Linked DNA regions of Homo sapiens: region 2 is linked to region 1. A link is an interaction called in ENCODE POLR2A ChIA-PET data of the cell type or tissue named here. Cell type or tissue: PC-9. All regions are shown on one strand.

Region 1 (2,500 bases):
CACTAGTAGATATTTAAACAATTTTAAACCATTTTTAAAAATTGTCACAAAGTTGTTGGGGGTAAAGAACATGTATTTTCCTTTTTCGTCAAGTTCTATTGAGGTGATAGCTGCACTCTGAAATTTGTTCACTGTGCTTTTTTTTTTCCCAAGTCGAGGAAGAAAACTACATTTACAGGTGTAAGTGGTAGAGGAGATAAAGTTAGTATTCAGCATCTCTGGTTGAATTCCGAAAATATTTGTTCAGTTGTGGGCGCTCAGTTTTAATTCCATGAATTTAAAGTAGTAAATTTCATGAGTACCAGATGTTTGATATGACTCAGATTTTTTGGGGAAAAAAAAACGGGATGCGGGATTGACTTTGAAATTGGGACCAAGAGGCTTTTCCTTCCTTTTTTTTTTCTGAGACGGAGTCTCTCTCTGTCGCCAGGCGGTAGTGCAGTGGTGCGATCTCGGCTAACTGCAGCCTCCGCTTCCCGGGTTCAAGTGATTCTCCTGCCTCAGCCTCCTGAGTAGCTGGGACTATAGGCACGCGCCACCACGCCCAGCTAATTTTTGTATTTTTAGTAGAGACGGGGCTTCACCATGTTGGCCAAGATGGTCTCGATTTCTTGACCTGGTGATCTGCCCACCTCGGCCTCCCAAAGTGCTGGGATTACAGGCGTGAGCCACTGCGCCTGGCCCCCTCCTTGTTCTTCCGAAAGAAACTAGCTCTTTAAATTTTATTTTCTTTTCTTTTAATTTTAATTTTTTTTTTTTTTTGAGACAGGGTCTCACTCTGTCGCCCAGGCTAGGATGTGGTGGGCGATCTCAACTAATTTCAACCTCTTCCCCAGGTTAAGCGATCCTCCCACCTCAGCATCCCTAGTAGCTGGGACCACAGGTGCGTGGCACCACCTGGCTAATTTCTTGTATTTTTTGTAGAGGTGGGGTTTCGTCATGTTGCTCAGGCTGGTGTCGAAGTGAGCTCAAGTGATCTGCCTGCCTCAGCCTCCAAAACTTCTGGGATTACAGGCCTGAGCCACTGCACTTGGCCCTAAATTGTAAAATTGACATCAAAGGGGAATGTGTGAGTCACCAAATGTTTCTCCTGCCCTCTGTAATGTTAGTGCAACTTCTATCAGTGTTTAACTCATTTGTTACTAAGAGGGAGTCTCTTGCTTTTTTCTCTTTTTGGGCTTCAGGTTGTGTGTTTAATGTGTTTTTTTTTTTTTTTTTCCAAACGGAGTTTCGCTCTCGTCGCCCAGGCTGGAGTGCAGTGGCGCCATCTTGGCTTACTTGCCTCCTGGGTTCCAGTGATTCTCCAGCCTCAGCCTCCTGAGTAGCTGGGATTACAGGCATGCGCCACCGTGCCCGGCTAATTTTTATATTTTTAGTAGAGAGGGGGTTTCTCCATGTTGGTCAGGCTGGTCTTGAACTCCCGACCTCAGGGGATTCGCCCGCCTCGGCCTCCCAAAGTGCTGGGATTACAGGCGTGAGCCCCCCAACCCTGCCTGGCTGTTTAATGTTTTTGATGAAATACATTGATAGAATTTTCTGTATTACTGCCTTTCAATGTAAGGATAACAACCAACTTTTAGGTTTTCTGTGTTTTTTTTTTTTCTTGGAATTATGTAACTTTTATCATGAAGCAGATTTATTTTCAACAAAATAGAGAAATTATTAACTACAAATATTTTTTTTAATTTTTATTTTTTTGTAGAGACAAGGTCTCACTATGTTGCCCAGGATGGTCTTGAAGTCCTGGTCTCAAGTGATCCTCCTGCCTCAGCCTCCCAAAGTGCTGGGATTACAGGTGTGAGCGACCAGGCTTGGCCTATTTTCTTATATCAGAAATGTTTAGTGAAAATTGGAGGTGAAATTTGAAACAACACTCAGGACCTTTGTTGAGGCTAGGCATTTTATAATATAGATTCCCTGGAGATGACGGGGGTTGGCTGGTGCTGGAACTTGAGCCCTATCTGGCCTTTTGTAAGTGATAGAGAATTGAGAATTGAAGGCGTGCTTCCCACTGTGGTGTGACCTTGTGAGCTGGAGTCATCTAAGAAATCCCAGTCGGTGGTTTGTCCATATACCATGATTTCTCTTTAGAAATATAAACAGTAGGCTGGGCATGGTGGCTCACACTTGTAATCCCAGCACCATGGGAGGCCGAGATGGCGGGGGGGCGGGGCGGGGGGGGGGAAATCACCTGAGGTCACGAGTTCAAGACCAGCCTGACCAACATGGAGAAACCCTATCTCTACTAAAAATGCAAAACTTAGCCAGGCATGGTGGCAGGTGCCTATAATCTTAGCTACTCAGGAGCTGAGGCAGGAGAATCGCTTGAACCAGGGAGGTGGAGGTTGCAGTGAGCCAAGACTGTGCCACTGCACTCTAGCCTGGGTGACAGAGCAAGACTCCGTCTCAAAAACACACACACACACACACACACACACACGCACGCACACAAAAAAGAGATCTGTCAAGATAAAAAGCTCAATAATAGGCTAGGTGCAGT
Region 2 (2,500 bases), 120 kb after region 1:
GCTGTCTGAAAAAATAATAATCATCATAAAGATATTTATTTATTTATTTAGACAGATTCTTGCTCCGTTGCCCAGGCTGGAGTGTAGTGGTGCAATCTCAGCTCACTGCAGCCCCTGCTTCCCAGGTTTAAGCAATCCTCCCACCTCAGCTCCTTGAGTAGCTTGGCCTGCAGGCACACACCACCACACCTGGCTAATTTTTGTATTTTTTGTAGAGCCAGGGTTTCACCAAGTTGCCCAGGCTGGCCTAGAACTCCTGGGCTCAAGCGATCTACCAACCTCAGCCTCTCCAGGAGCTGGGATTACAGGCATGAACCACCACTTCCGGCCAGGTATCAAATTTCTAATCAGAGCCCCTGAGTTGACTCAGTCGAGCCATTTAGCCCCGATAAAGCTGCAGACAGTGAATAATACTTGCTGTTCCAGCCCGTGTGTGTGTGGTCTTATTTTGGATAATCCCTGCTGGGTACAGTAACGCATGCCCGTGGTCCCAGCTACTCAGGAGGCTGAGATGGGTGGATCATTTGAGCCCAGGAGTTTGAGGCTGTAGTGAGCCATGATTGTGCAGTACTCTAGCCTGTGCGACAGAGTGAGACCCTGTCTCTGGAAAAAAAAAAAAAAAGAAGAAGAAAAAGACACAGTTTCCATTAGGCTTCTTGAAATAGGGAATGTTGTGTCATTGGTTTTGAAGACCTTTGGAATTCGGGCACTCAGGATGGAAACCACTGGCTTATATGAATATAACAAACGATTACTATTGTTACCCGTGCCATCCAAGTGGCTTTCCCTGTGTGCTTATTTGTTCCGGGCCTATTCAGGGTGAACCCATCCTCTGGGGTCTTGGAACCTTTGGAGGGCAGACAGTGGGTATTTACACTCTGACACATGAAAGATGGGTGAGTCCCAGGTGCCTACAGTGCCCAGGGAGATCCTTAGGGCAGGACTGAGGCAGGAGGGGCCACAGGAGGTGGTCTCTTGCCTCCAGACAGCCCGTGTGGCCAGGGATGATGCTTCCTGTGCACTCGAGGAGGGATCCAGCAGATATTCATGCATCGTTTTCACAAGACAGGTGCTGAGCTAGGCACCTGTGGTAGAGAGGTGAGCAAGGCATAGAAGGTGGCCCCGTAATTAATAAAATGACAGATAATGTCTCTGTAAGCTCTGATGAAAGAAGCAGGGCAAGTATCATGCCCCTTTGACAGATGAGAAAACTGACCAGAGAAACCAGCTGACTTTCTCAGTTGCAAAACAAGTTAATAGCACGGCACAGACTTAACGCCTGGTCCCCCAGCTCTGGCCACTGGCAGCGAGACAGCTTCCCTGACCCGAGGGCCGGACCTGCCTGGCCTCAGCCTGACTAGTGACCCTGCTGAGGTCCTCCCTTGCAATGTCTCCCCCAGGACCAGGCAGCTAAGGACAAGGCCCTGCAGAGCATGGCTGCCATGTCGTCTGCACAGATCATCTCCGCCACGGCCTTCCACAGTAGCATGGCCCTCGCCCGGGGCCCCGGCCGCCCAGCAGTCTCAGGGGTAAGTGGGCTGCCGAGAGCTGGAGGCCAGGCCAGCCCTCTCCTCCTCCCTCCTCCCTGTTCAGAAGAGCCAGAAGCATTGGCCAGCCCAGATTTCTCTCACCTGAGTCCTCTTGGCCAGGGCAGTCAGGGAAGGAGGGAACAAGGACCCAAGGGCCACACACATCCCGGCTTGGCTGGTATTGGGACGGCTTTCTTGGGGTCCTCGGCAATGACTCCACAGACTTCACAAGGGGGAAGGGGGAGCTTCCAGGAGCTGACCACCTGGTAGCTCTGCCATGTTGGCCTAATTTACAGATGAGGAAGCTGAAGCCAAGGGGGCTGAGCGGAAGCCTGAGACCAGCATGTACCTGGGCAGCTCGTGCCACGCAGCCTCATTCCTGCCCTCCTGCCAGGTGGAGAGCTGGTGCCCCAAAAACAAACCCCTGGTCAGATTTTAACTTTCCCAGCCATGACCATGTTGGCCACACTCTCAGAATGATCCAGAAAGGCCCCTTTTCAGAGCTGTCTCCTCACAGGGGCTTTCTTGGCTCCAGGGACTAAATGAGTCTTCAAGGCACCTGCAGCACCGCCCTAGGCACGTGGGGAAGGGGCAGTGCCAGGCCACAGCATTTTTCAAAGTGCGTCCCAGAGAGCACTAGTCCATCTGCATGTTAAACAGATAGGACACAGTGGTTCTGTGAGTAAGTTTGGGACCCTTGGCATTAAGTGGGTTCTTGGCACTGGGACTTTTCTGAGCCTTAGGTCTGCACTGTGACTCTGCAGGAGTTGCCCTGTGCTGTGTGGACCACACCTGGGTGCTTTTCCCATGGAGCCCCTCCTCCACAGGGCCTGAGAGCCCCCTGAAACTCACTCTGGGGGTGCTGCTGTGGCCTGTTAGCATTCACTAGCTAGGCGAGGCCTCGGGCTCCAGCCTCTCCTCCCAGTGGAGGCCCTGCCCGGTCCTACCCCCACCCCCACACCACAGGGCCC

The links. ChIA-PET counts read pairs that join two places held together with the same protein. Peaks named below come from ENCODE experiments on the same cell type or tissue, not always from the same donor. Only the 100,000 strongest peaks of a DNase experiment are listed, where the experiment ranks them.
Region 2: POLR2A ChIA-PET joins it to region 1 with 6 read pairs; 5 of 35 experiments call an interaction of 5 or more read pairs at or near these places.

The regions. Positions count from the first base shown.
Region 1 is chr12:2,892,127-2,894,626 of GRCh38, forward strand. The region is part of intron 1 of TULP3 (TUB like protein 3); the gene reads left to right. Among named protein-coding and RNA genes, the nearest start is that of TULP3, 2.5 kb to the left of the region's middle. In PC-9, no CTCF peak of the experiment used is centred here; a DNase peak (open chromatin) is centred at 1,055; H3K4me3 peaks cover 454 bases; H3K27ac peaks cover 2,066 bases.
Region 2 is chr12:3,015,998-3,018,497 of GRCh38, forward strand. It overlaps TEAD4 (TEA domain transcription factor 4), which reads left to right. Exons shown (of 13, transcript NM_003213.4): 6 at 1,401-1,529. Among named protein-coding and RNA genes, the nearest start is that of TEAD4, 58 kb to the left of the region's middle. In PC-9, no CTCF peak of the experiment used is centred here; no DNase peak of the experiment used is centred here.